Regions from separate parts of the Mus musculus genome. Here region 2 is linked to region 1. Evidence: chromatin loops called from intact Hi-C (ENCODE). Cell type or tissue: left cerebral cortex. All regions are shown on one strand. Links, peaks and the distances in the headings refer to the core of each region. The heading gives the core; the rest is flanking DNA.

Region 1 (5,377 bases), core at 74-5,073:
ACCATCGCCTTTCCCAATAAAAACATCTTATTCTTCATTACCTTGGTTTTTTATTTTTTTTAAAACAAAGTTTCGATGGTCTGAACTTTTACTTCCTCAAAGGACATGAGTGTGGTCTCTTTTGCTGAACATTTCACAGCATCTGCTCTGCAGAGCTAGGATTCAAACCCAAAGCCTCAAATCCGCCAGGCAGCCAGCCGACTGTTGTGTTAGACCCCGAGCCGACTGTTGTGTTAGACCCCGAGCCGACTGTTGTGTTAGACTCCGAGCCGACTGTTGTGTTAGACCCCGAGCCGACTGTTGTGTTAGACTCCGAGCCGACTGTTGTGTTAGACCCCGAGCCGACTGTTGTGTTAGACCCCGAGCCGACTGTTGTGTTAGGCCCCTAGCCGACTGTTGTGTTAGACCCCGAGCCGACTGTTGTGTTAGACTCCGAGCTCTGACAGTCTTACATGGTGAGTTCTTCTGCTGTTCTGAATCGGAGGCAAAGTCGCCAAAGCCGTGACGAGTTTAAGTATGCTTACTAATGTTTTTGTTCGGTTTCGTGAGATTCCCAGAAAGTGCTGCTAATTATTGAATTTGTATTTTTCTATCACTGGCTTCATTTGCTAATGTACTTTGAAGGTCGGTTATTTAGGCCTGTAAGTTTGTTTACCTTGGTAGCCTGGTGAAGCAGTCCTTGTCAGTGTGACGTGCTGGCGACCATAACTCTGAAGACCCTGCCTGGCACCCACAAAGTTACATGAGCTTTCTCATTTCTTTCTTTCTTTCTCTTTTGTTTGGAAGATTCACTTTCTTACGTGTCTGTGTATATGCATGCATGTAGGTGTCTACAGAGGCCAAAGGAATGCCAGATTCCCTAGATATGAAGTTACAGGTGGTTGTGAGCTGTCAGTGCTGGAAACTAAGCTCGAGTCCTGTAAAAGGGAGCATCGCAATTCTTATTAATCGCTTTATTCATTTACATTTCAAATGATATCACCCTTCTAGGTTACCCCTCCACAAACCCCCACATCCCACACCCCTGCCCTCCCTTTGCCTCTGTGAGTGTGCTCCTCCACCCACTCTCACATTCCTGCCTCATTACCCTATGCTGGGGCATCAAGCCTCCACAGGATCAAGGGACTCCCCTCATTGATGTTAGATAAGGTCATCCTCTGCTACATGTGTGTCTGGAGCCATGGGTCCCTCCATGTGTACTCTTTGGTTGGTGGTTTAGTCCCTGGGAGCTCTGGGGGGTCCGGTTAGCTGATACTGTTCACTGTGCGGGTTGCAAGGGAGCAGCAGTCTTAACCACTGAGGCATCTTTCTACCACCACTGCAGCCGCAGCGACGTTTCCTGTGCCTGTGACCAATCTCATGTTCCCCAGTCCCAGTGGAGTGTCCTGAGGTTTGCAAAAGTGCCCATGCAGCAGGAAACAAACAAACAAACTGGGTAATCCAACCTTTGTGGCGCTGGATGACAGGATCTCATGAGATTCCTTTTGGATCGTCTTTCCAGACCCTCATGGATACTCTACCCTGAGATTCTGTCTTGGCCACATCAGTTTTAGGCACATGGCCTTCATGCACGGTGCCATGCTGCACTGCTGGGGTGTCTGTGGGTCTTTTCCTTCAGAGTAGGAACGGAGTAAGTTTGTCTAAGAGGCCTTACCTACTTCACTACCGAAACCACTTCTCTCCAGTTATTCTTCACACTGTGTCGTGTTCCTTTTGTTCATGGTTGCAATCGGAGTTATATAGGCACACATTTACATATATGCAGATACGCATGCATATATGTAACTGTGTCATTCTCTTTCCCTTCTATCAGGTTTTAAGCCATGAAGGAGTGAAACCTCATGTAATATATTTTGACCCTTTGAGTCCATGGAAGTAGAGATCTATGAATAATTCCTGGGTGATATTAAAAGGGGGAATTACCAATACAGATGCTTCTGACAGAATCAGCTCAAGGGAAGAAAGATTTATTCTGACTCTGGAAGGTCCAGCCATCATGGCAAGGAAGAGGTGATGGATCAGAGCAGTGAGCGTTGTTAGAGACCCGGGAACAGAGAAATGAATACAAGTCTGTTATCTATGTCCTGTTCCTCTCTTTATTCCTCACTGATTCCCAGTGCATGGATGGTGTTGCCTGCATCTCCCTTCTTTAATTATCTGTGGAAATGCCTTGACAGAAATACCCAGATGTACCCCCTTGCCAATATCTTCAATGATGCTATGTCTAGCCAGGTCAACCATCATAATGTCTATGAATGGTTTGATTTGTGATTTGGGTTTGCCTCATGATAGTGTGAAATAAGAATGTGTTCAACAGAAGCAAGGTTTCCTCTTAGGAAATTTAGCCTTTAGCATGGCTGGACAATGAGAGCAAGCCCTGGCTCCTGGGACAGCTCAGGATCACAGGGGAGGCAACACCGACTCCACAGTACACTGTCGCAAGACTAGGAGGTGAGAAATATTGGATGCATTTTGATATCAGCATTTCAAATTTTTAAAGTAATTGCTAGAGTGCAACCCATAACAACTATATATTAAAATAGAATAAAGATTATACAGATATATTACATACACATATAGAATCGCCCTACCTTTCAGAGCCGGCTACATTTACGCATGGGACTTTCATACAGCTATGTAAAGTTGCTCTGTCCTCATTGGACACCTTCTCCAGTGGGAAGTTTCTGGAAGGTCAGTATTTATTCCCTCTTCTTTTCAAATGGAATTTCCAGTCACTTGGGACTCTTCATTGGGATGCTTTGCTCCCTGTGTCCACACAAGAATGGCCAACGGGCCAGCGTTTTTTGCTGAAGCAAGCTCAACCGCACGCTCTCACCAGTCTTTTCCGCTGTTGCTCTTATTTTAAGAAATTGCCCCGTGAGGGAAAGTTGGTTTTCAGCACTGAGGCTTTTGTTATTTGGTGAGTTACTTTTGGGTTTGTTTCTGAATCATTATCTGCAGAATCTGACTTCCATCCTGGGTCCAGGAGGCTCAGCTGCAAAATTAGCTTTGCCTGCCCCCTTGTGGCTGCCTGATGATCCTGGCAGAAGTAGCTTTGTTTTTCGAGTTTAGGATTTTGGTGTTTTTAAATTTTTCTTTATTCTTTGAGACGTTTATCGATGTACTCAATGGTTTTGGTAAGACTCGCCCCACTACCCCTCCCAGGCTCCCCATCTCGAACACTTTCCCCAACTTCACACCCCTCTTTTTTAATGGATGGAGTCCAATTCGTGCCGTCCATATGTACAGGAGAGTGGGGCCATCCATTCTAATGCAGGTAAACTAAAAGGGGCCACATCCCTGAGTAAAATGTAATTTTACTCTCTAGCATCCATTAACTGCCAGTAACAGCTCAGCTGAAATTAGGGCTTATGACATGGAACCTGGTGAGACTCTACCCAACCGTGCTTGAATTCCGAATCGTTTGCTCTTGTGAAGGTCTTACGCAGGCAACCACAGCTGCTATGTGTTTATGAAAACAATGATCCCGGCACATCAGGAAGGCGTTGTTTCTTGGCAATGCCCTTGAACCCCGGGCTCTTACAGGTTTTCTTCCTCCTCTTCTATAATATTCGTCAGGCTCTTGGGAGGTGCACTGTAGAGAGGACCCTTTAAGACTGAACAAAGGCGAGGCGACCTAAGCCACAGCAGCAGCGGTCGCCATCTTGGTCCGGGACCCGCCGAACTTAGGAAATTAGTCTGAACAGGTGAGAGGGTGCGCCAGAGAACCTGACAGCTTCTGGAACAGGCGGAAGCACAGAGGCGCTGAGGCAGCACCCTGTGTGGGCCGGGGACAGCCGGCCACCTTCCGGACCGGAGGACAGGTGCCCACCCGGCTGGGGAGGCGGCCTAAGCCACAGCAGCAGCGGTCGCCATCTTGGTCCCGGGACTCCAAGGAACTTAGGAATTTAGTCTGCTTAGGTGAGAGTCTGTACCACCTGGGAACTGCCAAAGCAACACACTGTCTGAGAAAGGTCCTGTTTTGGGCCTTCTTCTTCGGCCAGGAGGAGGTCCAAATACAAGATATCTGCGCACCTTCCCTGTAAGAGAGCTTGCCAGCAGAGAGTGCTCTGAGCACTGAAACTCAGAGGAGAGAATCTGTCACCCAGGTCTGCTGATAGACGGTAACAGAATCACCAGAAGAACAATCTCTAAACAGAGTCAACTATAACTACTAACTCCAGAGATTACCAGATGGCGAAAGGTAAACGGAGGAATCTTACTAACAGGAACCAAGACCACTCACCATCACCAGAACCCAGCACACCCACTTCGCCCAGTCCAGGGAACCCCAACACACCTGAGAACCTAGACCTAGATTTAAAAGCATATCTCATGATGATGGTAGAGGACATCAAGAAGGACTTTAATAAATCACTTAAAGAAATACAGGAGAACACTGCTAAAGAGTTACAAGTCCTTAAAGAAAAACAGGAAAACACAATCAAACAGGTAGAAGTCCTTACAGAAAAAGAGGAAAAAACATACAAACAGGTGATGGAAATGAACAAAACCATACTAGACCTAAAAAGGGAAGTAGACACAATAAAGAAAACTCAAAGCGAGGCAACACTAGAGATAGAAACCCTAGGAAAGAAATCTGGAACCATAGATTTGAGCATCAGCAACAGAATACAAGAGATGGAAGAGAGAATCTCAGGTGCAGAAGATTCCATAGAGAACATCGGCACAACAATCAAAGAAAATGGAAAATGCAAAAAGATCCTAACTCAAAATATCCAGGAAATCCAGGACACAATAAGAAGACCAAACGTACGGATAATAGGAGTGGATGAGAATGAAGATTTTCAACTCAAAGGTCCAGCAAACATCTTCAACAAAATTATTGAAGAAAACTTCCCAAATCTAAAGAATGAGATGCATATGAACATACAAGAAGCCTACAGAACTCCAAATAGACTGGACCAGAAAAGAAATTCCTCCCGACACATAATAATCAGAACATCAAATGCACTAAATAAAGATAGAATACTAAAAGCAGTAAGGGAAAAAGGTCAAGTAACATATAAAGGCAAGCCTATCAGAATTACACCAGATTTTTCACCAGAGACTATGAAAGCCAGAAGAGCCTGGACAGATGTTATACAGACACTAAGAGAACACAAACTGCAGCCCAGGCTACTATACCCAGCCAAACTCTCAATTATCATTGAGGGAGAAACCAAAGTATTCCACGACAAAACCAAATTCACGCATTATCTCTCCACGAATCCAGCCCTTCAAAGGATAATAACAGAAAAAAACCAATACAAGAACGGGAACAATGCCCTAGAAAAAACAAGAAGGTAATCCCTCAACAAACCTAAAAGAAGACAGCCACAAGAACAGAATGCCACCTTTAACAACTAAAATAACA
Region 2 (5,377 bases), core at 237-5,236, 960 kb before region 1:
GGCTAAAGTGTAAAGAGGACTTGTCTGTGAAGTGTTCACCCCTCAAGAGACTATACCATACCATTTCCCTGAAAGCTCAGAGGATATAGAATTAGGTATAGAATTTTCCACTTTGGAGTCATGTTCACACTAACAATTTTTGGGTTTTAAACTACTTGGGAATCAGATGTGGGATACCCAACCTGCACTGGGTAGCTGTAGGTAAAGGTATGATCCATTCATACGACAGCACTTGGTTATACGTATTTTTCTCACTATAGCCCTGCTCTAGACAGTTTTGTAGGTATTCTGGAATTGCCACCGTCCACAGTTGCAGCTGAATGGCTGAATAGACCCAGGAGTCGCCTCCCTACATTAAACAAATGGTAGTGACCTTCCTGGCCTTGGCCATCTCTCCAGATCACATTGATAGTTTCCTAATTTTCATATCCTTTCCAATATAAACAGCCTGAGAAAATTTCCAAATAGCAAAGGGTAGCCTCATTTTCCCATGGCTTATTTCTCTCTTCATCCTGTAGCTTATGCAGCAAAGAGCTACAAGGTGGCATCCTGGATAGTTCTTGAAAATCTCCTCAGGTAACGGACAACTGTCCAAGTTGGTGTTCACAAGTGGCTGAACCTACGTTAGCCGGTATATACGGTCGATATATATCAAGACCCACCCTTTCTCTTGCTTCCAATAAATAACACATCCCTTTTGAATCCTTCCCATAACTACTTTCAATACCCATGTTTTTACCAACATCTTATTCAAGACTATTCATTCTCCAGAAAACAACAGCTAGTTCTACCACACTCACAGAGTCCTCACCAGAATTACCATTATTTTAGTAGCCTCCTCAAGGTGATATAGACCTTTTCTACAGTTCTCAAAATTCTTGTAGCCCAAACTCACAGCTACTTCACAGTTTTGGGTTCTTGTTGCATTGAGATCCTATTTTCGATATCAAAATCTACACGAATTTCCCAGTGCTGTTGTAACAAGTTGCCAAAACTATGGTGGCTTCAAAAACAAAGACATTCTCTTATGACTCTAGATGTCACAGGTCCAAAATCAGTGAATGGATGGTACTTTAGTACTTTTTAAGACTCTAGAAGAGACTGTTCTTGCCTCTGCTCGTTTTATTGGCTTCAGATGCTGTGACTTGAGGCTACTTAACTCCAATCTCTGACTCTAACCTTGCATGACCTTCTTAAGTATTTTTATGTGTCATGACCCTGGACTTGGGGCCCACTAAGTTAATTAAAAATGCCCCAATATTCTCAATTAGGTTTGCAAAAAACTTGACCATTGACAGATTTGGGCGTTAGGATGTGGACATATCTTTGTGGGAGTTGCCATTCAACCTACCACAAAGTAAAGAGGGTGTCAAATTTGGCTCAGACTAGGTTGTCAAAAGCTTTAAGGAACATTCTACAGAAGTGATAATCTGGAATTCATGAAACTAAAACACCAACAATACAGCTAACTGTTAAAACAAACAAACAAAACAAAACAAACAAACAAACAAACAAACCCTGCAGGAGATGGGGAAGAAGAAGTGTAGGAGTCATGGGGGTGAGGCCACCACCACAGCCCACAGAATCAACTAAGCAGGATCATAAGGGCTCACAGAGACTGGAGCAGCAACCACCAAACCCTTGTGGGTCTGCACTAGACTTTTTGCATATATGTTATGGTTGTATAGTCTGGTGTTCTTGCGGGACTCCTAACACTGGGAGAGGAAGTCCCTGACTCTTCTGCCTGCTCTTAGACCCTTTCCTCTTACTGTGTTGCCTCACTCAGCCTTTTGTGGCTAGTGTTACTGTAACTGGCTATGCCATGTTCAGTTGATATCCTGAGAAGCCTGCTATTTTCTGAAGGAAATAGGGTTCTAGGGGAGATGGGAGGTTGGGGAGGGAGGGGAAACTGCAGTCTGGATATATAGTTTAGGAGAGAATAAATACATAATAAAAAAATTGACTGACTGGGACTAAATGTAGGATCCGGTCCATGCACTGCCAGGACGCACTGTAGATAAGAGGAAGCAGATACATTTGAGCTAGAATCTCCTAGTCAATAAACGCTGTGTGCCATCAAGTAAAGGCAAGGCAATATAGTGGTGGATTTTTCCTTTGTTTTGTAGAACCATGGGATGTTGTCTTGTAAATTCATAAAAAACAGTTACAAAACTGCTTATGCTCAATATTAAAGAACTAAATTTGAGACAAAGTTTCCCTTTTGTAACTTCAGACTAGCCACAGACTCATGTAATCCCCAGGGATTACAAAGGTGTATCACCATGAGAAGCAGAGTTGCCATTTCTGCTTGCGGGATTACGATTGTCTGCTTTCTACAAGGTAACTAAACAGAACGGAAAACAAATCCCTTTGGATGAGATATTTGGGGGGGAGGGTGTAACCGAGAAACTGCCTTCTCCACTGTTAATTTTGGATATAAATCAAAATTATACTCCAAAGCACTATCTGCTGACTAGAACTTTGCAGAAGAGCTTGCACTAAAGGCCACATTCTGCCCTCTACATCAACAAGAGCGCAGGAACAGGAATAAACTTGGGACACAGAAGTTTTAAAAATCGTAGGTGCGTGGGAAAGGTGGGGCGAGTGAGTGGCAAGAGTTGTCCAGGGACCATCTAGAGCATTGGTGCTATGGGTGTGGGGGGGCGCGGGGTGGGTGGACGACGAGATGAAACCCTATCTGAGAGCCTCTGATTAGGTCTGAGGGGATGGAGTGTGCGGCTCGGGACGCTAAGGGGGCGCGGGCTCGCTCCAGAGGACTGCAAATCTAAGCGGATGCTGGGGTCAGGCGGGAGAACGCCTCGGATTGCCGTCAGGACTGGGCGGACACTGGATCTGAGGGGACATGGGACTGTGAGCGACCCTGAATCGCGAGGTCTGACAGCATCTTGCGGGAGGGGATGTCTCAGGGATGCCGGGTCCCTCCGCCCGCCGCCACTCCCCGGCCGCGGCGCTAGCCGGGCCTGGGCACCCACCTGGCCTCCAGCAGCAGCGGGGTCTCGGGCCACTTCGCAGTCAAGTGGGCGGTCACCGCCTTGGACGCAGTCGCCGTGCTGGCGCCGAGCAGGGCGAGCCACAGCGCGACGGAGCGCAGGAGCAGCCTCATCCCCTTCGTGGCTCTGGCCCGCACCAAGGCACGCCGAGGGAAGCGCGAGACGCCACGCTACGGTCTGGTCCTCCCGGTGCTCCGCCGTCCACTTCCGGTGGGGGGAGCTGCAGTCCGTTAGTCCGCCGGTCGTGGGCGTGCGCATGCGTGGCCAGCGAGGTCCAGGGGCGCAGTGGGGGGAGCCCCCGGGTGGACATCGGCCCCTTGCCTACGCAGGGCCGCCGCGAGGATTTTCGGAGGGTCCGCCGCCGGGTCTGGGGAACCCAGCCTTCCATGCCAATCTACCGCTAGCTGGAGCTGCCCCAGCCCCGCTGGTCAGGGACCCTGGGTGAGGGCCAGCTTTCCGGTTAGCATCACCTGGGGGGAGCAGGAGCGAGAGTAGGCCTCAAAAATGACGTAAAAAGGCGCAGGCGACTCCTGTGTGCACTGTTGGGAGAGCTGTGATTTATCTATCTATCAGTGGGCTTTCCCTGCTCTCTGGCTGGTTCTGAGGGCTGGACCTCGCTCCCCGCCACTGCCACCCCCACCCCCCAGGATTCAGTGGTCTCCTGCTGCTATCAGAAGTGGCATCTCAGGCCTGCCACTTGCTTTTGGAGTTGGGTGCAGAAGTGTCCTGACTCTCAGCCCCTTGGAAGGCCCAGGTGATTCCTGTGCCCCACAAGACTGAGAGGCGCTGCTTCAAGAGATTACAGCTGAATAGAAAAAGAAAAGTCGGAAAATGATAGCAGTGAAATGTAAGAGAAAAGTGGGGAAAAAGTAGTTCAGGAGGAGCACAGAGCCCTTGCTTCCCATTTGTGTACACCTCTGCTCTGTGGGTACACCCCATCTCTTCCAGCTGCCAACACACACACACACACACACACACACACACACACACACACACACGAGACAGATGAAGAGAGGCAGAGAAAGAGAGAAAGCACTCCATTTACCCTCACGTGTTTAGTTTTCTTTAGAAGATGCTGTTCAAAAATCTGCTCAGGTGAATCTCGACGCCAAAGTGGCACCTTCACTACTGACTTCTCTCCCAGTGACTCTTTTGTCAGCTGTCGTGTCGCTGGATTTTCACTTTAGGACCTGAACGCAGAACTTACTTACTTCCTACTGTAGATGGCACTTTTCTCTGAGGACTCATGCCTCACTCATTTCTGGAACAATTTATGCCGAGGATCAGTAAGTATCGAAAAGGCCTGGGTAGGTCCTGGGTAGGTAGACGGGAAGTTTACCTAAGGGCGCCGAACTTGCTTTCCCGTCATGGAGCCTGAGGAAAAGTATATTGTGAATCCTTAACATGTTTTGTTTTCGTTTTTTCATTTTTGGTTGAGATGTGGGATAGAAGGAAATCAGATGTTGACAGAGCCAGCCTTAAATGGCAGCATGTCTCATACAATGCCAATCTTTACTCAAAAAAAAAAAAAAAAAAAAAAAAAGACTTGCTGTATAAGTCACATGCAATATATTATTAAAGGACATAATAAACTCAAGTTAGAAATAAGTTAATAAGATAATAACTAAAGTTACATACTAAGAATCCTAATTCCTGTTGAATTCAGAGAAGTGGACATGCTACACCATTGGTTTGGAGAGAATGAAATTCACTTAATAGTGACCATTCATTCACACAATTACACACTTTATCTCTTACGGTATTTTCCTAGAACGGAAATGACTTTAGAACATTTTCTCACAGAGACCATCTCTCCAGGGCTGTTTCTTTGCCTGAAGATAAGAGGACACAAGTGGGTGACCTTCACATTTTTTTCTCTATGGAATTGCCTGGTGTAGACAGAAAAACCCAACTGCAAAAACCTAACAAAGCACACGTAAGTCAGCAAAATGGCCAGGGACTCTGAAATCAGTAAATTATAAAATTTGATCAATAAGTTCTAAGAATCAATAACCCCTGGGTTGGCCACGAACTCAACAGATTTTAGAGCTGTAACCATTTGTTAGCATTTCCTATTTCCCTTTTTTTATTTTTTTTTATTTTTTTGGAAAACGAAATCCAAGGTTAGTCACTGCCGAGTACAATGAATGTAAAATTCATGATAGCAGTTTTCATTATATGCGGAAGAAGTGATTAATGAGTTCTTTATAATAAGAAACGTGTTTCATGGAATAAATCATCTGGAATTCTTAAGGTGCAGAGCGGGCGACATTCATTCAGTGAGTATAATGATGCTGTGTGAGAATAACTTTAGATAATAAGAATCTTAATTTTCTGAGCTGAAATGAAGTCTTAAAGTTTAAGTG

What was found. A loop is a pair of places that touch in the nucleus more often than their neighbours do. Peaks named below come from ENCODE experiments on the same cell type or tissue, not always from the same donor. Only the 100,000 strongest peaks of a DNase experiment are listed, where the experiment ranks them.
Region 2: a loop joins it to region 1, with 6 times the contacts of the local background. A loop is called at or near these places in 2 of 42 quality-filtered maps.

The regions. Positions count from the first base shown.
Region 1 is chr14:120,058,293-120,063,669 of GRCm38, forward strand. No RefSeq gene overlaps it. Among named protein-coding and RNA genes, the nearest start is that of Oxgr1, 19 kb to the left of the region's middle. In left cerebral cortex, for the core only: a CTCF peak has its summit at 3,027 (motif pointing left); a DNase peak (open chromatin) is centred at 3,003.
Region 2 is chr14:119,096,218-119,101,594 of GRCm38, forward strand. It overlaps Uggt2 (UDP-glucose glycoprotein glucosyltransferase 2), which reads right to left and starts at 3,217. Exons shown (of 39, transcript NM_001081252.2): 1 at 2,994-3,217. The coding sequence starts at 3,124. It overlaps Gm16835 (predicted gene, 16835), which reads left to right and starts at 2,748. Exons shown (of 7, transcript NR_153786.1): 1 at 2,748-3,858; 2 at 4,071-4,297; 3 at 4,815-4,947. In left cerebral cortex, for the core only: a CTCF peak has its summit at 3,217; DNase peaks (open chromatin) are centred at 3,232 and 3,765; H3K4me3 peaks cover 1,691 bases; H3K27ac peaks cover 1,141 bases.